Regions from separate parts of the Homo sapiens genome. Here all the other regions are linked to region 2. A link is an interaction called in ENCODE POLR2A ChIA-PET data of the cell type or tissue named here. Cell type or tissue: Panc1. All regions are shown on one strand.

What was found. Peaks named below come from ENCODE experiments on the same cell type or tissue, not always from the same donor. Only the 100,000 strongest peaks of a DNase experiment are listed, where the experiment ranks them.
Region 1: POLR2A ChIA-PET joins it to region 2 with 6 read pairs; 1 of 35 experiments calls an interaction of 5 or more read pairs at or near these places.
Region 3: POLR2A ChIA-PET joins it to region 2 with 5 read pairs; 1 of 35 experiments calls an interaction of 5 or more read pairs at or near these places.

The regions. Positions count from the first base shown.
Region 1 is chr1:10,719,953-10,727,952 of GRCh38, reverse strand. All of the region lies in intron 2 of CASZ1 (castor zinc finger 1), which reads left to right. Among named protein-coding and RNA genes, the nearest start is that of CASZ1, 73 kb to the left of the region's middle. RefSeq lists enhancers at 1-369, 6,266-6,771. In Panc1, no CTCF peak of the experiment used is centred here; a DNase peak (open chromatin) is centred at 3,612; H3K27ac peaks cover 3,700 bases.
Region 2 is chr1:9,138,384-9,146,383 of GRCh38, reverse strand. No RefSeq gene overlaps it. Among named protein-coding and RNA genes, the nearest start is that of MIR34A, 9.4 kb to the left of the region's middle. RefSeq lists enhancers at 803-902, 993-1,042, 3,860-4,154. In Panc1, a CTCF peak has its summit at 3,948 (motif pointing left); DNase peaks (open chromatin) are centred at 950 and 3,933.
Region 3 is chr1:8,683,473-8,691,472 of GRCh38, reverse strand. All of the region lies in intron 1 of RERE (arginine-glutamic acid dipeptide repeats), which reads left to right. Among named protein-coding and RNA genes, the nearest start is that of RERE, 130 kb to the left of the region's middle. RefSeq lists an enhancer at 294-794 and a silencer at 4,168-4,217. In Panc1, no CTCF peak of the experiment used is centred here; no DNase peak of the experiment used is centred here; H3K27ac peaks cover 536 bases.

The DNA of each region.
Region 1 (8,000 bases), 1.6 Mb before region 2:
TCGCGCCCGGGGTTAGTTCAACCTTCCACGTGTTGGCATGGTGCCGGGGCATGGCAAGCCTGAGTTCTCCCCCCAGCTCACCCCCAACACTCATACATGCTGTCTGGCCACTAGCCAGGGGCTCCACAGGTTCCCAGGTCGGCACAGTCTGGGCAAGGGCTGAGGGCAGCCCTGGCAGCTGCTGCCTGGCCTTCCTCAGCCTCTGATCAGGAACGAGGTGAAGGCCAGCTTCTCAGCTCCACTTTTGCTTCCTAGCACCCTGAACCCTAGGGTGCAGACACTTTTTCTTCCTGGACATGGTGGGAAGGCAGAAGTTCCTATTGTAACTCCTGGCACCTTGGGAAAGGGGTTTTCTCATTCTTGGAGTCTAGGAACCTGGCTTGGGGGCTATGGGGACCAAGGAAGAGAGTCCTTCAGGACAGAACCGTAAAAGCTTCCCAACTTTCAGAGGGTGGGCACTGGGGCACTGTTGGGCTGTGCTGAATCCCCTGGGCCCGGGGGTTCAAGGAGCTGGGGTGTTTGTGAGCTTCTGGGAGGCTGGGTTGTTTTTTTTTTTCTTTTCTGGACTTAAAAGGCCTTGTGCAAACCTGGTACCCAGAATAGCACACATGGAGAGTTGTGAATGAAGAGCTGGATGGCCGATGACCTGGAGTGGGGGCTGGGGCTGGGCTCAAACAGCAGGTGCCTTATGGCTCTGCAGCCCCTGCCTGCAAGACGCCCTGGTCTCCCAGCTTCCCACAGGCCTGGGACGGTCGCGGGCCTCTCCCTACCCCTGGCCACCTCTCCCTTTTCCCTCTTCCTTCTCCAGGCTGTTTCCATGCCACCCTCCCTGGTGGGCTGGGCTTGACATTGGCGCCCATGGCTCCCCCTCTGCCTTCGTTTCAGTCCTCCTCACTCACAGGCTGTGTTCTCTTCCAGAGTGGGTAAAGTGAAAACCTTGCCAGTCACCTCTCCCGGTCTCCCTCCCCTCCGTCCTGGCTTTCGTGATAGAGAAACTGGCCAGGAAGCCCCACATGGTGCTATTTACCTGACACCTCAGTGGGTTTGGCAGGTGCTGATTCATTCCCTGAACCATTTCCCCCAGGACACGGAGCAGGCCAGGGAAGACCCCCTGGGCCTCTGAACACCCCCATGCTAGCCTCTCCCTGGCCTCTCTTCAGGGCCTGGGTGATTGCTGCAGCAAGGACCCCCCAGGGACCAGAGCGGCCTTGGCTGGGCCTCATCTTCATGTCTCCTTTCCTGGGTGCCCTGGGCAGCTCCTGCAGGAAAGGAATGCTAACGATCTGCTGGTGTAGTGAGCTGGCACCGCACCCAGGCAGGGGCCGCACAGCGCCAGGGCCTAGTAAAGACGCTGGCGAGGGCTCCATTCCCCGTGCCCGGTGTTTCCTCTGGCCGGATTGGCATGCAGCCTTCAGCTTGGCCTGAGGCGGCACGAGGAAAAGGTGGCATCCTCCACCGGCCCCAGCCTGGCCAGCCTGGAGGACTACACCGCCCTCCTCCTCCCTCCGGCTCCAGCCAGGAGGACTGTGATGGCCATGAGTATTTCATAGCATCTTCTGAAAGGAGATACGGAGTAGGCTGAGGATGGCGGCATCCCAGAGCGTGGCTGTTGGTCAGTAGCCCCAAGCTGGGGAGACCCGGTTTCACCTCCCCAAGCCTCATTTCCTCCTCCGTAAATGAGGGCATGAACAGTGGTGTCTCCTACAGGGTTTCTGTTGCTGTTTAATGAGGTGGTTTATAAAACCGACTTCACTCTGCCTGGGACGCGGTCAGCCCTCCATAAACACTAACAATTAATGGTCATGCTGGTGGTAGTAGCAGCAGTAGTAGTAGTACTGGTAGTAGTGGTGGTGGTGATAGTATAGGCCCTGCCCCATAGGTGGTTGGAGGCATCAATGAGATGGTACAGCCCCTGACAGATAGTGACTGCTCAGCAAATGCTAGCTGTCATTATTATTGCTATTACCATTATTTCCTAGTGCACTGAGGTGGAGCCTCACCCTGCTCTTGCTACTAAGGGATCCTGAGGATGCTGCCCCCTCCTAAGTCCGGCCCATCCTTCTAGAACATTCGGCAGGCCCTCTGGCCCCCTCAATGACTCTCTTACACCTGCCCTGCTGTCTTCAGGCCCCCCTTGCCATTCCCTCCCCACCCCACTGCCGCTGTCTTGTCACTCACCTGTCCAGGGTTCCCCAGGATCATCCTCTCTGGGGTCTCCTAGTAAAAAAAAAAAAAGGGCTTTCCAGAACCTGGCTTCCACCTCCTCCCCAAGCCTGGCCTCCCCCAGGCCTGGAGTGTGACTGGATTGTAACATGGTAGCTGAATGAACTCCAGTTTCAAAGGTTAATATCAAAATCTGGAGTGGATTACCTAAAAATTACTTACAACACCATTAAAATTCTGAACTCTTTTTGTTGTGGCTGTAAATTAATTTAAAATGTCAGGTTTTTTGAGAAATCCAATAAGAAATTGAGCCAACAGAGCAATCTGCAAACTGTCTGGCAAAGAGGAAAGTGTGTCTCTTCAATCGACAAGGAAAAATATGGAGCTTAACTGGAACCATATGGCTCAGTACTTGAGAGGAGCCTGCCGGAGAGGGAGGGCGGGAGGGGAGCTCAGCTGACAGCCACACGCATGCAGCGGGAGGCGGCCACGGTGTTGGCATTGGCACGGTGGAGGGGCCTGGCAGACGCCTGGCACCCAGCCTACTTGGCCGCCCTGTGTCCACGGTCACCGGGCTGCCCTGGGCAGTGACATGGTCACTCCTTGGTCTTAACACGTTCTCGCCGTATCCATCCAGGGCTCCCTGGCCAACTAGGGAATCCTACCCCCACCGAGGGGAGCCCAAGCCCCCTCCCTCCAGGGAAGAACAGCCACCTGCACGTCTGCGAGGGCTGCTTCCCTCCGTCCTCTGTGGGCTCCCTCCCGGCCAACATGTGGTCCCAATTACTCCTGAATTCCCCCAGATTTACAACACATTAAGTAATTTGTAGGTTATTTCAACTTCAATCTGCTGAAGTTGAGAAAATCAAAATTAAATTCAAACCACAAGGAAACTTCAGAGAAAGAGGAGAAAGAGAGAAGTTGAGCACCTTCTCTTCCCCAGGTTGGCTGTGTCCCCCTTATGTCATCCTCCGAGGCTCCCAGCCAGCCCCCCACCTGCCTTCCTCTGCCTCCTCTTCCCCGCCTTGCCTCTCCCTCCCAGGGCCCTTGCCCCTGCCTCTGGCTGGGCAGTGCCCTTGGGGTGCCCCTCTGAGCGAAGACCAGGGGCAACCTTGGAGCTCGTGCTAGGCCCTGCTTGCTTTGGCTGGGGGAGAAGTGCTTCTCTAACCTCTAACACTCTCTGCTCCCACTCCCTGAGCCCCTACCCCTGAGGGCTAGGTGATTCCTGGGCTCCAAAGCCTCTCTCTGCTTTCCTGACCCATTTCAAGGGAATCTCCACCAGGACTGTTCTAGCTCCCGACATGCCTGGGGTGGCTGACAGCTGGTAGGTACCACCTGGCCCCCGGGTTTAATAGCTCAGGTTACCTTATTTTGCTTTCTACCCTTTAAAACAGCCTTGTAAATAAGCAAACACTCGGTGCCAAGCACCTTCGGCACTTCGCCAGGCTGGTAAATATTTTAGTAGTGACTTGGTAACAGTTGCGTTCACTTTGATTTCCTCAGAAAGGTTCTTGGTGCTGGGGAGGGGGCCGTGGCTCTGGGAAATGATTTGCTGGCTATTTATAGCCCGGCTCTGACCACGTGGCCTTTGCTCTCACCCTGTGGATCGTGTGCTGGGGTATTTTTAAAGCTGGTGTAACGTTAGCCTGACACCTCTTTTGGCAAAGATGGGGAGGACTCTTCCACCTTCTCCCAAAGTGTGCTGTGGTCAAAGAGCTCCAAGGTCGGTTTGGAAAACTGGACTTGTCCTCACCAGGAATCCAAAGTGATATGGGAGGCTGGGGCAGGTGCTAGCGGTTGGGTGTGAGTTTAGGGTTGAACCCCTGCTGGCATGGTTTGGACTCGGGAAGAACCCCCAAAGAAGAGGAGAAGGTGGGCTCTGGGGCTGGGGCACATGACCCAGGCAGTGCTGAACTGGGGAGGCCACCTGAGACGGGTGGACTGAAGCTGACCGTGAGAGCAGCCAGGTTGCAGGGGGAGTTAGAGGGAAATGTGACCGCTGGATGAGCTTCCTGGGCATCTAGTCCTGAAGGACCCAGGCCATGGAGAAAAGAGAGTGGGAGACAGGGCCAAGGAAGATTCAGAGATGGGGGCAGCTTCCAGCCAGGGCTGCTGATTTGATGCCCTGGAGGGTCCTTTCCTCTAAGCCATGAGAAAGGCACCTGCAAAGCGCAGGACCCCATTGCCCAGTGCCAGGAAGCTGGCCTAACCCCACCCAAATTTGCCGTGTCCAACAGGGCATGTGCTGCCCCCAGGCTGGGCACCGGGGCAGGGGTGAGGCAGCAGGTGAGAGGCTGGCGCCTGGCTTGAATAGACTGCTCAGAGCCACAGCCAGTGGCTCCTCTGTTTTATGGGTGGTTTTAATGCACAGATGGGTTGGTTTTAAAGGGGCTCTAAATCATGGCACAGTGAGAGCCCCCACACCCCAGAGCCCCCTAGGAGGCTGTATCTGTGAGTGACTGTGGTATGGGCACAAGTGAAGTAGAAGCAAGGCCTGCCCCCACTCACTGTGCAGTGGTGATGGACAGGCCAGGGGGAGGTGGGCCCCTCTGGCTGGGTGTTCAGATGAAACCCTTCCTCTTGTCCCCCTACCCACCCACCATCCACACTGGCAGGCGGGGCCTTCCCACGTCCGGTTTACAGCCAGGGCACTGTTCAGTGACCAGCCAGCCTGCTGCCACTCCCAGCCACTTGCCCTTCCTCCTCTGGCTCCTGGCGCCATGATGCGCACCTCCCGTCTGCACCCACGCACACCCCATTGGTGCTCAGCTGCCGTGGGCGCACATCAGGTGAGCGCAGACAGTGGCAGACCCGGCTCACCTCCTTCCCGCAGGACTGGTGCCAGGGCAGTGCTCTTCCCGGAAGGCTTCCAAGCTCCCCCGGATGGCATCCTGTTGGGCCTGTTTCTGGGGTGCGGGGGCAGGCCTTTTTGGGGGGGAGAGTGTCTGCCCCATGCAGCCCTGGCGCCAGCTCTTCCTAGAGGCCTGTGGCAGTAATGCCAGAGGGAGGCAGCTGGGCTGGGGCAGGAGACAGGGATGTTTGAAATGGAAGTCGAGTGAGATGGGACCACCTTCAGCCACCACCACGGCTCTGCTGGGGGCAGACATGGAGCCCTGGGCCAGTCCGAATTGGTGCTCACTGGATACCTGCCTCTTAGCTGCCCCCCTGTGAGTGGGCCTTGCCCACTTGGGCTCCCAGCACCCAGTTTTCAGTGTCCTTGGAAACTTGGAGGAGTTCTGGGAAGGTGATAGGAAGATAGAAGAAGCCTTCTCCGAGCACCCAGAATGTTCGAGCTTGAATGGAAAGAGATCTGCCCTCGAAGGTACTCGGTCCCTAAGTCCGTGCCCTGTAGGCTCCCCTTGTTCGCTGGCCCGTGTGGGACGGAAGGCTGCTTTAGGGAATCTTTTTCTGCCCCTTGGCCTTGAGTTTGGAACTGCGTGGCACCAGAACCTTCTCATCCTTTACTGAGTGTCTTCAGCAAAACATGTTGTTTCCTCTCCAGTTCCCCCTTGGCGTTTGAGAATGGGGTGCCCGTCAACACTCACTCTCCTGCCTGTTCTCCCTAAAGCCATGGGGTAAAGGAAGCCTCATGGTCCTCTGAGGAGCCCTCATGGCCTCCTGAGCCGCTCAGGGGAGACGGTGGCTGTGACAGCTGACGGCCCACTTCAGTGCAGGTTGCGAAGGGGCGGGGCCAAGACGCAGGTGTCTGCCCAGACACAGCGGATGCCTGGTTCCAACGTTTCCATAGATGCCTGTGTCATCTTAACGAGCAGATGCTCTGCTGTGCCTCAGTTTCCCTAGGTGGCCTCTGTCAACAGGTGCTCAAGGTAAAAGATACAGCAGGAGAAACACAGGAAGAGACAGGTGGGAGTGGCAGCTGGGCGGACCCGAAGAGGCTGCCCTGGCCCCTCTTCTTCCCCTCGGCATGGGCCCGCCTCTGCTTCCTAGCAGGCAGGTCAGGCAGCAAAAAGGCAGTTGGCCTCCACCACGACCCAGAGACTTGCTGGGCTGAAGCTGCCTGAGGCCTCCCCAGGCCTGCCAGATCCGATAGAGGCTGGGGCCGTCCACTTCCTGGTTTGCAGGTCGGCACTTGCAGGTCAGTGGTGAGGTGCAGCTTAGGAGGGGAGGTCACTGGCGTACCCTCCACCCTCGTCCAGCCCCCCGTGGGCTCTGATGGCAAGGGGGCCACGCTGGCAGGTAGCCAGTTGCCCTGTTTCTCCTTGATGCCCGCATGGAACCAGTCCTGGTTTCAAGCTCCCTGCGAGCCGGGAATGGAGGAGATCCTATGAAAATGATGATATGTGACAATCAGTCACAGCAATTAGTGTTTTGGTTAACAGGCCTTTTTTGTTTTCTCTCACCCAGACAGAATGTCACAAATAAATCCTCTCCTGCATTTGCATATTAATTGGATCGGAGACGTCAAGCATCTTTCATTAAAGAAAATGATCTGCATATTTGGAGACATAAAATAGTTATTTTGATGGGTTTTTTTTTCCCTAAGATCAGGGGGTGGGGGAGGTAGGTGATAGGAGCAGTAGAAATTGAGGTAGAGTGAAGGAAAGCCAGCCAGCCCCTCTGTCTGGAGTTAACCCTGTGCAGTCTGGAGTTGGTGGCCAAGCTTGGCCAGAAAGATAATTAATAGGCAAATAAATCAAGGAGCCAAGGGGACCCTGGGCACCGGGCAGTTGCCTGAGGCCCAGGAGCCCAGCTTGGCTCCTGTACAAAAGGGACCCCCACCAGAGTTACGGGCGAGGAGGCAGGATGAGGGCCCTCTGTGGCTTTGCTCTTAAATCCCTCCCTCCAGAGCCGGTTGTGGCCCTGAGCAGGGTGAACTTCCCTGGGACGGTGGGTGGTAGGCAGGGCATGAGGTCGGGTGTCCACCTCGTGTCCTGGAGCCCTTGGCTGGGCCCACGCGGCACCCATGCCTGCCTCTCCCCTTGGTCCCTTGGCCAGCCCTAACCCTCCAGCTTCCACTCACCCTCCCTCAGCTCACCCACCGGCGTCCACTTCCTCCCCACTCTCTGACCTTGGGCTTCCCTACGCCCTTCTCATTCTTTGCCAGCCGTCCTCCCTCTCCCCAGATGGAAAGTTTTCTGGGGGCAGCAGAAGCGAAGCCTGGAGTCATTATCACATGTACTCGAAATAACCCAGAAAGCTGCTGGGCCCATATTAGGACATGAGTCCCGTGGAAAGCCGAGCGAATGTACAGTTTTTGATAGGCAAATGGGACTGCCCAAGTCTTCCCACCTTCCCCTCCAGCCTTACAGTCCAGGGCCTTGGTGGCTGCTTTCGTCAGTTTTCAGGGCAGGCAGTAGGGGTGGCCTCCTCTAGACATTTCTGAGCTTCCCCAGGCTCTTTGGGGAGCACAGTGGGAGGGCTGGTCAGTGCTGCCAGTCTCTCTGCCATCACCAGCCCCAAAGGCACGATTCCTAGTTACCATATCCTGGTTAGAGAAGTGTTTAGCGATGGCGATGATGATGACAATGATCACAATGATGACTGGCACCACATTTTCCACATAGAAATGTGTAGACACTTTGCTAAGAGCTTTACCCTCATCGCTTCCCCAAACCCTCACCACAGCCCCCTGCGACAGGCACGATCATCGCGTGCATTTTATAGACAAGGAAATTGAACCTCGGAGAGGCCAGATCACATGCCCATCGGTACCTACCAGACTTCAGAACTTGCAGCCGGATCCAAGCTCTCTGTGGCCAGGCCACAGGGCCTCTGGGCAGAGCAGTGGGGACCGGCAGCCGCCTGGCTCCTGGTTTGATCCCAGCTGACTATTCTTTTTGTGCGCAAACACACCGCACCCTGGTGCTGTCGGAGGA
Region 2 (8,000 bases):
GTGGGGAGGGTAGGGGGAAGGAGCAGGAAGAGGAGGAGGAGGAAGGGGGCGGGGGGAGGAGGAGGACGAGGAGGAGGAGGAGGAGGAGGAGAAGGAGAAATGGACTCTCACTCTTCACGCCAAGTGCCCCTCATTGTGTTCATCATCCCCCAAGGCTGAGCATTACCTGAGGCCACTGTGGACCAGCCCCTTCCTCTTCCTCTGTTGGAACTGAAAACATCAGAGTAAACTACCAAATATGAAGGCCTCTGGACTCCAGCCGAGAAGTGCTTTGTGTACTCCCGAGTATTTCTGCAGCAGTGGTGCAGGCTGGTGCCACCTCTTCCCTGCCAGGACCCCTTGATGCTGCACCATTGCAAAACAAAGCATGTCTTAGTCTAATTTTCTTTTCCTTTTTTTTTTTCCTGAGACAGGGTCTTGCTCTGTTGCCCAGGCTGAAGTGCAGTGTGCGATCATGGCTCACTGCAACCTTGACCTCTTGGGCTCAGGCGAGCCTCCCACCTCAGCCTCCTAAGTAGCTGGGACTACAGGTGTACGCCATCACACTTGGCAAATGTTTACATTTTTTCTAAAGACAAGGGGTCTCATTATGTTGCCCAGGCTGGTCTCTAACTCCTCGACTCAAGCAGTTCTCCCACCTCAGCCTCCCAAAGTGCTGAGATTACAGGTATGAGCCACCACACCTGGCTCTAATTTTCATAACTGCGACTGAAATCACAGCTGATCCCATCTGTCTTTAAATTAGTAACCTTGAGGGGGTTGTCTTTCTTGGCCGGCAGTCACTTACTCCTGAAATGAATCTGGTTAGAGAGCAATCTGGTCAGGAGAGGAGAGATGAGAAGAAATGATCAACAATGTGGGAGCCTCACAGAGTCTCCCCGTGTCTGGCCTTGGAAGCTTCCACCTCGCTCAGATCAGACCAGGCAGCCGACTGATGAAAGGCCCTCCTGATGACTCAGTGGCTCCTGGTGACGTCACTGTGCCCTGGACACCTTTCGGCCTGCCTGTTCCTCTCTCTGCTGTCCCCCAGCAGCAGAGCTGGCTTCATGGGTGTGCAGCCTGGATGGCCACACAGGGCCCGGTGCCTGAGGGGTCCACGTTCGGGGTGCGGCTATGTTGAAATATGTGAGGGTTTTTGGATGAGGGTCCTGTGAACGGAGGAGCTGTCTCTGCCCAGCGGCCTTCCACAGGGCTCGGCTGCAGGCCACGGGGATGCCACCATCCTGCACCAGCCCGGGTGGGATCAGGGCTTGGTACCCACTTCCCAAGAGGGCCGGAGTGAGTAGGGCTGAGTGAGATCAGAATCCTCCCTCTCACCAAACCCAGGGCTGCCCCGGGACACACACACATAGAGAGCCCCAGGCCCCCTGTACAGGCTGCCTCTGGTCCCCGTCAGAAACTCCTACAGGTAGTTCCTCAGGATGTAGGAAGGGATCTTACTGGTTTAGTGAGTTGTATCCATTTGCAACCTCCGCCTCCCAGGTTCAAGTGATTCTCCTGCCTCAGCCTCCCAAGTAGCTGGGAACACAAGTGTGGCCCATCACACCAGGCTAATTTTTGTATTTTTAGTAGAGATGAGGTTTCACCATGTTGGCCAGGCTGGTCTCAAACTCCTGACCTTAAGTAATCCACCTGCCTTGGCCTCCCAAAGTGCTGGGATTACAGGTATGAGCCACCGCGCGCGGCCCCGCCAGGACTCTCTGCTCGGCTTGGAGATGCTGTCTTCTCCTTGTGTCTCCACTGGTCTTCCCTGGGTTCTTATCTGTGTCCATGTTTCCTTTTTTTTTTTTTTTTTTTTTGAGACAGGGTCTCACTCTGTCGCCCAGGCTGGAGTGCAGTGGCATGACCTAGACTCACTGCAGCCTCAACCTCCCAGCCTCAATTGACTCCCCGCTTCACCCTGAGTATCTGGGGCTATAGGCGTGCACCACCATGCCTGGCTAATTTTTTTGTATTTTTAGTAGAGATGAGGTTTCACCATGTTGCCCAGGCTGGCCTTGAACTCCTGAGCTCAAGCGATCTGCCTGCCTTGGCCTCCCAAAATGCTGGGATGACAGGAGTGAGCCACTGCACCGGGCCCATGTTTCCTCTTAAGGACACAATCATATTGGTTTAGGGTGCAACCTAACGATCTCATTTTAACTTAGTTACCTTTTAAAGACCCTATCATCAAATACAGTCATATCCTGAGGTAATGGAGGCTAAGATCTCAAAATATGAATGGGGGGCTGGGCATGGTGGCTCACACCTGTAATTCCAGCACCTTGAGTGGCTGAGACCAGCCTGGGCAACATAGTGAGACTCCATCTCTACAAAAAATTTTTAAAAAGTATGGCCGGGCACGGTGGCTCACACCTGTAATCCCAGCACTTTGGGAGGCGGAGGTGGGCAGATCACCTGAGGTCAGGAGTTCAAGACCAGCCTGGTCAACATGGTGAAACCCCATCTCTACTAAAAATACAAAAATTAGCCGGGCGTGGTGATGGGCACCTGTTATCCTAGCTACTAGGGAGGCTGAGGCAGGAGAATCGCTTGAACCTGGGAGGCAGAGGTTGCAGTGAGCCAAGATTGCACCACTGCACTCCAGCCTGGGTGACAAAACGAGACTCCGTCTCAAAAAAAAAAAAAAAAAAAGAAATAAAAATAAAAAATGTTTAAAAAGCATATGGATGGGGAGGGGGGACAATTCAGCTCATAACAGGGATCCTTCTGGACACTCAGAACCAAGCTTTAATAGCTTGACAATGTCTTTCAGTCTGAAACACAGAGATGCTGCCAACCCAGGGCCTGCCCCTCCATCGCAGGAAGAGGCCACACCATGAGCCTCGTGCCAGCAAAATGTGGCTGTGGTTGCTTGCTCAAGGGCAAGGCTGATGGGTGTTACTTCACCCTGGCTTTCAGAGCCACAGGAAGAGGCTGTGCAGGGAATGGGAGTCAGCTGTTCCCCAATTCCTGTGGTGCCTGAGCAAAAGAACAGGAGTGAGAGCCCAGGGCTTGGGGCAGACATGGGCAAGACGCTCATGTGTGTGGGAATGGCTGCTGGAAGCCCGTGCGCGGTCACCAGGGGTCTGGGAGGCAGGGGCCACGCTGTGACAGTGGTTCCCAAACAGCCCAGGAGCTCTGTAAACCTTAAGGCTCTGAGCGCCCATATAGGGCAGGGCAAGCGTCTGTATCTTTAGAGGGCTCCCAGACAGGGTGCAGAAATGACTTGGGTCCCGAGATGATCACTGCAGTCGCTGATGGCTCTCTGGGGGTTCATATACTTTCGTATGTTTGAAATTTTTCATAACAAAAAGTTAAAAGGGAGGAAAAAAGGAAGGAAGGAGGGAGAGGGAGAAGGGAAGGAAGGATGGAAGACAGGAGGGAGGGAGGGAAGAAGGAAGGAGAGAGGGAAGGAAGGAAGAAAAGAAAGGAGGGATGGAAGGAAGGAAAGGAGGAAGGGAGGGAGGAGGGATGGAAGGAAGGAAAGGAGGAAGGGAGGGAGGAAGGAAGGAAGGAAAAAAGGAAGGAGCGGCTGAGCACAGTGCTCATGCCTATAATCTCAGCACTGTGGGAGGCCGAGGTAGGAGGATCACTGGAGGTCAGAAGTTCAAGACCAGCCCGGCCAACATGGTGAAACTCTGTCTCTACTAAAAATACAAAAATTAGCAGGTGTGGCACGCACCTGTAGTCCCAGCTACTCGGGAGGCTGAGGCAGGAGAATCGCTTGAATCCAGGAAGTGGAGGTTGCAGTGAGCTATCGCACCACTGCACCCCAGCCTGGCTGGGCGACAGAGCGAAAGAGTGAGACTGTCTCAAAAAAAAAAAAAAAAAAAAAAAAGGAAGGAGGGATGGAAGTAAGGAAAAAAAAAAGCTCCGGGAGGATTCTGATGCGAGCCCCTGTCAGGATGAAGGCGGGAGGGAGAAGCCCTAACCTGCCCAGGGCTTCCTGTGACTCGGGTGAAGCAGTGCCTCCTGGTGGTGAGAAGGCAGAACTACTGGTATAAACTGGTCGTAACGTGCAGACTGGGTGTGAATGTGGGGCCAGGACAATGTGTGTCGTGGGGTTGACTAGGGGGAAGCTAGGCAAGCCTTTGGAGCAGGCCCACAACTTTGGTTATACCACAAACCCCTTTGTCAGTCCAGTGAACTCTCTGGAGTCTCAGGATAAAGGCGTAAATTACATGGGATTACAAAGCTAACCAATCATAGTGAAATACAATGATTGAAATACTTGATAAAGCCAAATTTGGTATAGCGTGTAGATATGACAGTAGTAGTATGTCACAGTAGATAGCAGTAATGTGCCAATGGGAGTATTAGCACATTAAGTAATATCCAATAACAACTGGTCTAATAACTATAACTTAAAAAGTAGTGAGGAGAATTCATGATATTTTGCAACAACTCCAACATATAAAAAATCTGCAATTTATATTGTTAAAAGAATCATACGTACTACTAGAACAAACAACAAAAACCTCCCAAAGACCAGGCATGATGGCTCACACCTGTGGTCCCAGCACTTTGGGAGGCCGAGGCAGGAGGATCCCCTGAGCCCAGGAGTTCGAGGCTGCAGTGAGCTATGATCGCACCATTGCACTCCAGCTGGGGCAACAGAGCAAGACCCTGTCTCAAAACAAAGCAAACAAAACAAAACAACCTCTTGAAACTTATTGCCCATCTTTATTCATGAATAAAGAAAATGGGCGATTGCTATGAGAAGTCGGTAAAAACAAAGAAGTGCCTGGTCGCCCTGCAGGTGCTGGACCGCCAGCTGAGATCCTGCCTTAGAAAGGCAGCCAAAGGCCCACTGCACTTCCCTGTCATCTGGCTGCTCCATATTCCCACTATGTGTTCCACAAAGATTGATTGAGGGCCTACTGTGTGTGGCAGACACTGCACAATATAGACCAGATATCTGCCCTCAGCAAGCATGCATTCTACAGGGACAGATGATAAGCCAACAATACACAGAACATATTCTACCAGCTCATCTTTTTTTTTTTCTTTTTTTTTTTTTTTTTTTGAGACAGGCTCTCACTCTGTCACCCAGACTGGAGTGCGGTGGCAAACCACGGCTCACTGCAGCCTTGACTGCCCAGGCTCAAGCAATTCTCCCACCTCAGTCTCCCGAGTAGCTGGAACTATAGGCATGTGCCACCAAACTTGGCTAATTTTTTTTTTTTTTTTTGAGATGGAGTTTCACTCTTGTCACCCAGGCAGGAGTGCAATGGCGCGATCTTGGCTCACTGCAACTTCCACCTCCTGGCTTTAAGCGATTCTCCTGCCTCAGCCTCCCAAGTAGCTGGGATTACAGGCGTCCACCACCATGCCTAGCTAATTTTTGTATTTTTAGTAGCGATGGGGGTTTCACCATGTTGGCTAGGCTGGTCTCGAACTCCTGACCTCAAGTGATCTGCCCATCTCAGCCTCCCAAAGTGCTAGGATTACAGGTGTGAGCCACCGCGCCTGGCTAATTTTTTAAATTATTTGTAGAGAGGGGGTCTCACTATGTTGCACAAGCTGATCTCAAACTCCTGGGCTCATGTGATCCTCCCGCCTTGGCTTCCCAAAGTACTCAGATTGCGGGCAAGAGCCACCGTGCCTGGCCTAGCTCAACATTTAAGTAAGACGTTCCTATTGAATACATTATGTAATATGTAACAATGTTTTGTGCGTAACTGATATATAGTACTTATTGAAAGTTTCCTTTTAATCCCATTTGCTTTAAAGTCAAGAGTTTTCAGCCTAGTTTAGCCAACGTGCATTCAGTCCGCTTTTACAAAGCAAAAGAAATCTCATATCCTCTGGAAGATTCTGAAGGGCTTCTGGGGAGGGGAGACACTCGTTCCTGCTATCTTCCCCCTCAACCAGTATTAAGAATCACTGCTTATTCATAGCAGCGCTCTTCACCATAGCCAAGAGGTGGAAACAGCCAGGTGTCCAGGAACAGACGAATAATAAACAAAAGGTGGTCTATCCACACAATGGAATATTTTGTGGCCATAAGAAGGCATGAAATTCTGACACATGCTATAACATGGACGAACCCCAAAGACATTATATTGAGAGCCAGACACAAAAAGAACAAACATTGTAGGATTCCACTCACGTGAAACATCCAGAATAGGAAAATTCATGGGGACAGAAAGTAGAATCAGGGTTACCAGGGGCTGGGGGGAGAAGGCCATGGGGAGTTATTGCTTAAGGGGTATGGGATTTCTGTTGGAGGTGATGGAAATGTTTTGGAAATATGGTTGCACAATATTGCAAATGTCATCAACACCACTGAATTGTATACTTTAAAATGGTTAAAATGGGCCAGGTGCAATGGCTCATGCCTATAATTCCAGCACTTTTCTTTCTTTTTTTTTTTTTAGATGGAGTCTCGCTCTGTCATCCAGGCTGGTGTGCAATGGTGTGATCTCAGCTCACTGCAACCTCCCACAGTGATTACAGGCACCCACCACCATGCTAATTTTTCATATTTTTAGTAGAGACGGGGTTTCGCCATGTTGGCCAGGCTGGTCTCGAACCCCTGGCCTCAGATGATCTGCCTGCCTTCCCTCCCAAAGTGCTGGGACTACAGTTGTGAGCCACCGTGTTCGGCCTGCCCACTGGTGTTCAATCATGGCAGCCCACGGCACACCTCTGCTCAGCCCTGCAGTGACTCCCGTGTCCCTTGGTGTATCCAAGCTGAAGTCCTCACACTGACTTTGAGCCCTGCATGATCTCTCCTCCTCACTGCCCCAAACCCCTCTGCTTACAGAATTCCCCTCATGCTCTAAATCTCCCTGACTTCCTTTTTCGCTACTAGCCAAATAAAACCCTGCTTTTAATTAGTTAATTAATTTCTTTTCTTTTTCTTTTTTTTTTTTTTTTTTGAGACGGGTCTCACTCTGTCGCCCAGGCTGGAGTACAATGGCGTGATCATGGTTCACTGTAATCTCGAACTCCTGGGCTCAAGCAACCCTCCCATTTCAGCCTCCTAAGTGGCTAGAACTACAGGTGTGATGGAGTGGCTAGGACTGCAGGTGTGAACCACCACGCCTGGCTAATTTTTAAATTTTTGTAGGGATGGGATCTTGCTATGTTGCCCAGACTGGTCTTGAACTCCTGGCCTCAAGCCGTCTTCCTCAGCCTCCCACGTTGCTGGGATGAAGATGTGAGCACCACACCTGGCACCAAACTCTGCTTTCATAGATTTCACCTGATTGGGCCAGACCAATCTGGGTCATCTTTGTTTTTTTGTTGTGTTTTGTTGAGACAGAGTCTCACTCTGTTGCCCAGGCTGAAGTGCAGTAGCCTGATCATGGCTTACCTCCTGGTCTCAAGTGATTCTCCTGCCTCAGCCTCCCAAGTAGCTGGGACTACAGGTGTGTGACATCATATCTGGCTAAATTTTAAATTTTTTGTAGGGACAGGGGTCTCACTATGTTGCCCAGGCTGGTCTTGAACTCCTGGCCTCAAGCGATCCTCCTACCTCAGCCTCACAAAGTGTTGGGATTACAGGCATGAGCCACCACACATTCTGTTAATCTTTATATCTCTTTATATCTTAAGATCCACTGAAACAAGACTTTTTTTTTTTTTTTTTGAGGCGAAGTCTCACTCTTGTTGCCCAGGCTAGAGTGCAATGGCATGATCTCCGCTCACTGCAACTTCCACCTCCTGGGTTAAAGCGATTTGCCCACCTCAGCCTCCAGAGTAGCTGGAACTATAGGCATGCGCCACCATGCTCGGCTAATTTTTTGTATTTTTGGTAGAGACTGGGTTTCACCATGTTGGCCAGGCTGGTCTCAAACTCCTGACCTCAAGGATCCTCAAGTGATCCGCCCGCCCAGCCATGGGACTTTAATTACATCTTCAAAATGCTAGCCAGGTGCAGAGGCTCATGCTTGTAATCCCAGCACTTTGGGAGGCCAAGGTGAGCGGATCACTGGAAGTCAGGAATTCAAGACCAGCCTGGCCAACATGGTGAAACTCCCCCTCTACTAAAAATGCAAAAATTAGCTGGG
Region 3 (8,000 bases), 450 kb after region 2:
TTTGCTTTACTTATATTGATTTGAGGCCATTGACTTGTGCGAACACTTGTGGAACAGTGTTTGTGTGTACTGAATGGTTTATAAAGGGGTTCCCAAGGCTGCTGTTGACCGTATTAAACTGCTTTCTTTATGAGGACATAGAGATAAACTTTTCTTAGCTCTTAGTACCAAAAAAAACCAGACCTTCTGAGCATGTGGTTTGTTTTCTAACTTACAGATTTAGAATCCTGTAACTCATCAAGTTTCCTTTGAGCCATTTGCTTGTAAAATTTTGGCCGGCCGGGCACGGTGGCTCATGCCTGTAATCCCAGCACTTTGGGAGGTGGAGGCGGGCAGATCACAAGGTCAAGAGATCGAGACCATCCTGGCCAACATGGTAAAACCCCGTCTGTACTAAAAATACAAAGATTAGCTGGGCGTGGTGGTGCGCGCCTATAGTCCCAGCTACTCAGGAGGCTGAGGCAGGAGAACTGCTTGAACCTGGGAGGCAGAGGTTGCAATAAGCCGAGATTGCACCACTGCATTCCAGCCTGGTGACAGAGCGAGACACCGTCTCAAAAATAAATAAATAAATAAATAAAAATAAAAAATAAACTAAAATTTTGGCCACATCTAACAAAAGGTACAAAATGAACATGAATACATACTTTTATGTAGCAGCTCATTCATGGTTTCATCTTTTAGATTCTCCTCCTCTTCTATTTTTTCCTTTGTTCCAAGGAAAAGAGAAGCAAATATTGTATAATTAAAAGTAAAGGCTTTGTAGCCTGTGTGACCCGTGAAACTAGGTGTGTGACCTAAGGAAACTATCCACAAAGGTAAATACTTAATACTTCTTAGCTATTATTCTCCACCAAATACCCTCATCTGTTCTTAAATTTTATTTTACATTGTCTAAATCTCAGTAAGCTACCTTCAGCCCCCTTTAAAGCCATCCTTTCAAACTATCTTTCTCTCTCGATACAAAGATTTAATTTCTGCCTAGAGACAATCAGTAAAGAAATTGTGTAGGCGAGTGCCGTGGACTGAATTGTATTGCCTCAAAATTCCTATGTTCAAGCCTTAGCTTTCCGTTCCCCAAGTGCTATAGTATTTGGAGGTGGAGCCTTTGGAAGGCAGTTAGGTTTAGATGAGATCCTGAGGGTGGGGCTCCTCATGATGTGATTAGTGTCCTTATAAGAAGAGGAAGAGAGACCAGAGATGACCAGTGCTCACTCTGACATGTAAGGACACAGCCCCAGAAGGTGGCCATTTGCAAGCTAGGAAGAGAGCCCTCATTGAGAAAGTGAATCTGCTGGCACCTTGATCTTGGACTTCTGAGACTCCGAAACTGCAAGCGATAAATTTTTGCTGTTTAAGCCACCCAGTCTGTGGTATTCTGTTATGGCGGACTAATACAGAGCATAAATTTTATACCTGCAGAAGATGATCAGTATGTTACTACAGAGACTGAGCTTTTTGAGAACGAAATGAGGATTATACTTCTCTTGGCAGAAGACTTTAGACCTACTGAACAGCCTTTACTGGCCTCTAGTTCCATCCTTACAGCTGCCTTCTGAAGGAGGCAGAACAGATGTTAGCCTCTCAGGTTACACAAAATGAGATGCAAGTGTAGGGCAGTTCATTGAGTTTCCCACATTTACAGTTTACATTTTGGAAGTGGCTAACTAAGCCTGTTAGTAGTTTTTTTTTTTTTTTTCCTGTATCCATTGCTCCTTCGATGGGCACCTTAATTTGTCAGTCTTATAATCGCTTTGCTTAGAAGAATATAACCTTTATTTTTAGTCCCTGTGGTGATTTGATTTTCAAGGTGAAGAACTCTCTCACTTCTCACATTCTGGCATGGGAACTGAAACTTCAGTGGGGAAATTATTGAATTATCTTTCCTGTCTCAGGGAAAAAATATGAATTCCTTGGCCTGCTGTTTAGATTTGAAGTATAAAATTTCTTTGAAGTGTCATAACTCTAAGAAATGTGATATTACCTGAATTAGTACTTGTGATATTGTATCCTTTCATTTTTATACAGGTATTGGTTTGTTACTCAGTCTTGCTGATGAATGTCTGTAATAGGATAGAGGAGTTATTTGTGGCTATCTACAACCAGAAAATTGCTGTTTATTTTAGTCAAAGTGATTTGAGTATGTCTTCATCAAAGGGATAAAGCAGGAATGCCAGAAACTATAAACTTTAGTCAACTAAAGAAGAAAAACAACCAAACCAAAGGCCAAAAACTCCATCCTTAATTCTGCCCTTCATTCTGAAAGAATTCTGAGTCTCTACAAAGTTTATATTCATAAGCTGTCAGAACATACTTAATTTGCTCCATTTTCCATTGAAATTTCAACAAAGAAACTAAAAAAAAAATCAAATTTTTACTTGATAAAACTATTTCTTTAGATTAAAAGCTTGGAATAGATTTTTAAAAAAGCTTTATTGAGAGAAAATTCCTATACGAGATAGCTCACTCATTTAAAAAGTATACAAATCAATGGTTTCCAGTATATAGCTGTTCCTTGACTTAAGATGGAGTTGTGTCCCAGGAAACCCATCCTAAGTTGAAAATACATGTCGAAAATGAATTTAATTCACCTAATCTACCAAAATCCATAGCTTAGCTTAGCCGATGTTACACATGCTCAGAACACTTGCATTAGCCTACAGTTGGGCAAAATCATCTAACATAAATCCTATTATATAAGAAAGTGTTGGATATCTCATGGTATATATGTATGAGTGGATGAATGGATGGACAAATGGACAGACAGATAGATGTTTTGCCCAGTGGCACGATCATAGCTCCCATGCTCAAGTTATCCTCCCACCTTAGCTTCTGGAGTAGCTGGGAGGCTACAGGTGTGTGCCACTATGCCTGGCTAATTTTTTAATTTTAATTTTAATTTTTTTTTTTTTGAGATGGAGTCTTACTCTTTTGCCCAGGCTGGAGTGCAGTGGTACAATTTTGGCTCACTGCAACCTCCACCTCCTGGGTTCAAGGGATTCTTCTGCCTCAGCCTCCCAAGTAGCTAGGATTACAATAGCAGGTGCTGCGCCCAGCTGATTTTTGTATTTTTAGTAGAGACGGGGTTTCACCATGTTACCCAGGCTGGTCTTCGACTCCTGAGTTCAGGTCATCCGCCTTTGCCTCCCAAAGTGTTGGGATTACAGGCATGAGCCACCATGCCTGGCCTTAAATTTTTTGTAGAGATAGGGGTCTCATGTTCTCCAGGCTCCTCTCAAACTCGTTGGTTCAAGCGATCCTCCTGACTTGGCCTTCCAAAGTGTTGAGATTATAGGCGTTAGTCGCTGTGCCCTGAACTGAAAGTGAAAAATGGAATAGTTGTGTGGTTACCTAGAGTATGTTTTCCACTGAATGCGTATCACTTTTGGACTGTTGTTAATTTGAAAAAATCGTATGTTAGACCCTCTTAAGTTGGGGACCATCTGTGTTCATAGAGTTGTGCAACCAGGACCATATTATTAGAAATAGATTTTTATATGGCAGTTCTTGGTGATTAATTGAATGCTGTTAGATAATCTTTTTGTGTAAATTTGTACTTCTGTGAATAAGAATATAACTAAACTAAAACTAAATTTGTACTTCTGTGAATAAGAATATAAGATGTTTTACTTTGCAATATATAATTGGCTTAAGGCATTAAAACCCTGCTTTTGTTTACTGTGGTCTGACATAAGGGAGTTAACTTCAGCTTAAGGTTATTAAATCCTTCAATGACTGATGACTCCCTTCAAGTTATGTATGACGAAGCAATTATGAATATGGTGTGAAAATGGGATGTAATCTCTTTCAACACATTATTTGGAGAAATTACGACTCTCCCCAAGTATTGTATATTCAAATATGTTAGACACTGACCATTTTCAGCAGTTTGTTAGAGAATTTTTTATTTATAGTAGAAAGTCAGAGTCAGCCTTTATGTCTCAGATTTGGTGAGTTTCTCAGTGTTAATTCCCAATTGGTTAATAAACGTCAAATGGAGCTTTAAGGCTCCTGGGCAAGTCCATTCACTTATGCAGTTTCTTAGATGCCTGTTTCATACATTGTCCTTTTATACTTCCTCCTTGGCCTCATGGTGGGCTTCCTACTTGCATGAGAAAATCAGAACAGTCTTAAGAGCCCTTCTGCAGACTCCTACCACATCTTGCCACCTTCCAGGGCATCCTGTGCTTTCCCCACTGCTTGTGTATAGACCAGCTGTTCAGGGAACTCTCTGAGGCGCCACCCGTGCCCTCTCACATAGTAATTTCCTGTCTCTCATAATGTTGATGTTTCATTCTCTGCTGGATCTTTCCCAGCAGCATACAAACATGCCGCTTTTCTCCAATCTTAAAACAGATACAAACTCCCGTATTTGGATCCCACTTACTCTGCCAGCTATTGCTGATTTCTCTGCTTCCTTTGCAGAAAAACTTCTCAACAAGAGTTTTCTGTACCCAGATCTCCAGTTCTCCTTTCCTCTTAAATCCATCCGTTGTTGCTCCAGGGAAACTGCCCTTGTGATGATCACTAAGGCCTCTGCACTGACTGTTCCTTCTGCCTGGGATATGTTTCTCCAAATATCTGTAGCTCACCGTCCCGCTTTCGAGTCTCAGTGAGAGGCCTACCTTGACCCTCAGTCTCGGCTCTACTTTGTCCTTACTCTGCTCTGTTTTCCCCTAGAGTACTTGTCTTCATCACAAACTACACCTTTATTTTTTTTTTGAGACTGAGTTTCGCTCTTGTCGCCTAGGCTGCAGTACAATGGCGTAATCTCAGTTTACTGCAACCGCCACCTCCCGGGTTCAAGTGATCCTGCTGCCTCAGCCTCCCAAGTAGCTGAGATTACAGGCACCCACCACCACACCCAGCTAATTTTTGTATTTTTAGTGGAGATGGGGTTTCACCATGTTGGCCAGGCTGGTCTTGAACTCCTGACCTCAGGTGATCCACCCGCCTTGGCCTCCCAAAGTGCTGGGATTACAGGCATGAGCCACCGTGCCCGGCTACATCTTTATTTTTATTGCTTATTGTCTTGTTTCTTCCACCAGAATGTAAAGTCCTGAATGACAGAGAATTTTGACTCTTTGGTTTACTGCTCTATCTCCAGCACATAATAGGTGTCTGATAAATATTTGTTGAATTTCTACGTAATTCCCTAGGATGCATGGCTTTAAAAATTACCTAAATGCAGGCTAGACACAGTGGCTTACACCTGTAATCCTAGCACCGTGAGAGGCCAAGACGAGCGGATTGCTTGATCCCAGGAGTTCAAGACCATCCTGGGCAACATGGCAAAACCCCGTCTCTACTAAAAATACAATAAATTAGCCAGGCATGGTGATGTGCATCTGTAGTCCCAGCTACTTGGGAGTCTGAGGTGGGAGGATTGCCTGAGCTTGGGAAGTCGAGGCTGCAGTGAGCTGAGATCGTGCTACTGCTCTCCAGCCTGGGTGATGGATGTGAGACCTTGTTTCCAAAAAAAAAAAAAAAAATTACCTAAAGAGTTTAAAATGTTATCTTTAGTCCAGACCTACTTAGCTGCCTTCCTTGTATCTCCACTCAGAAGATATAGCTCCACTCACATGTCCAGTAAGCACCTAACACTTAACATGTCTAAATGGAACTCTGATGTTTTTCCCCAAACCACATATCATTGTGGAGTTTTATTTTTAACTTCTTCAGCCAGCTGAGTTTTATGCACCAGCTTCTTTTCTTTGGTTTATACATTGTACCACCTGAAAAACCAGCGGTAATTGGAGCAATCTTAGGTTATTTAAATTAGTCTTATTTGGCATCTCTAAAGCAGTCACATTTTTGGACATTGAAAACGATTCTAAACAGTAGAGTAGCTGGGACTACAGGGGCGTGCCACCACACCCGGCTGATTTTTTTTGTTTTTTTGTGTGTGTGTTTTTAGTAGAGACAGGGTTTCACCGTGTTAGCCAGGATGGTCTAGATCTCCTGACCTCGCGATCCACCCACCTCGGCCTCCTAAAGTGCTGGGATTACAGGCGTGAGCCACCGCGCCCGGCCTTAATAGATAAATCTTTATTGTGGATTTCTTAGGATTATTTGTATTTTGTTGTTTTAATACTTGGAAATATGGTTGTAGCTTTCAAAGTAAGGAAGTAATGATAATTGTTATTGAAACTTGGATGACTTTAAAATATTTTACTTACCGTTATTTAGCAAATATAAAATGCTTCCTGGAAAGCCTTTCTGTGTGTAGTAGGTAAACTGTTGAATCAGGAAATGTGTAGTTTAAAAGTTCCTCTCTATGGAAGCATCAAATTAGTTCTTTAAAATCCAAATTTGGGCTGGGTGTGGTATGTCACTCCTATAATCCCAGTGCTTTGGGCAGCCTAGAAGAGAGGATTGCTTGAGCCCAGGAGTTTGAGACCACCCTGAGTAACATAGTGAGACCTTGTCTCTACAAAAAATTGAAAAATTAGCTGGCTGTGGTGGCACGTGTCTGTGGTCCCAGTTACTTGGAAGACTGAAGCAGGAGGATTGCTTGAGCCCAGGAGGTTGAGGCTGTAGTGAGCCATGATCGTGCACTGCACTCCAGCCTGGATCACAGAGTGAGATCCTGTCTCAAATGAATGGAATGAATGAATGAATGAATGAATGGATGAATGAGTAAAGGGATTTCCCACCCATTGCTGGTATTTAGCTTCTGGAGGTGACCAATTAGTGTTTCCTGTTTATTGCAATTGCAGGAGGCAAAGATGGTGGTGACAGGAAGGCTTCTCATAGGGAGAGGTGGGTTAACAGCTCATAGGGAGAGGTGGATTAACAGGCATCAGATTGTGCTTGGGTTTGATTATCCTTTGTAGGAGCTATACTTACTATTTCACCAAATACTTTTGAACTTGATTATTGCTTAATTAATCATTCTTGTTTGTTTTTAAATCTCTAGTTGAAATATGTTGGTTTTAAGCCCCCTTTTCCTGTGTCTGATACTTAGTGCTTCTGTAACAGTTGGTAAAATGATTTTATAAGCTTCCGTGTTTCAGCATTGATTCCATCATATGAGAGGAGGGCGGGGTTTTTTGTTTATGCCCAGGATTTTTTTTAATGATAAATTATTTCTTCTTTTATGACAGTGGCTTCATGATACTAGCTTTTCTAACAAAATTTCCTGTAATTAAAGTGGATATTTTAATATACCTAATTATTATTTGGTACATTGATTCATTGAAAATGTATTTGGTCATTGAAGCATTCTTTAAAATGAAGGCTTTTTGCACACCTTGAACCATGAAAAATTTGTCCTGCTTTAGCATGACTTTAAGTGGAAATTTTGTTTAGTATCTATCTTTAATTACTAAGATCCTTTTGGTGTGTTTTAATGCAATCATTTAAGGCCAGTGGTAAAAACCAAAAAAACTGGCATTTAACCTGTGAAGTAGTATTGTTAACCTGGCTTTGAAGGAAAACCTGTGATGTGAATTTATTTTTTAATTAAGATTAGGTTGTAATATCCCCAAGGAGTTGGTAGCTGTGCTTGATTGATTGATTGATTGATTTGAGATGGAGTTTCTCCCTTGTTGCCTGGGCTGGAGTGCAGTGGTGCCATTTTGGCTCAGTGCAACCTCCACCTCCCAGGTTCAAGCAATTCTCCTGCCTCAGTCTCCTGAGTAGCTGAGATTACAGGCATGCCCCACCCTGCCCGGCTTATTTTGTATTTTTAGTAGAGATGGGGTTTTGCCATGTTGGTGAGATTGGTTTCAAACTCCTGACCTCAGGTGATCCGCCCGCCTTGGCCTCCCAAAGTGCTGGGTTTACAGACCTGAGCCACTGCGCCTGGTCAATTTATTTTTTAAAAATAAAGTCATATAAATGCATATATTTTGTTTTTAATCTCTGCCATAAATGAATATTTTCTGTGTTTTATACCTTTATTGGTATTCTGTTAAAAGCAGCACCAGTAACTGTGGGGAACAGTTTTCCCTTAGACAGTCTACAGTGGATGGGTTGTAGAATTTCTGTGTGTCTCT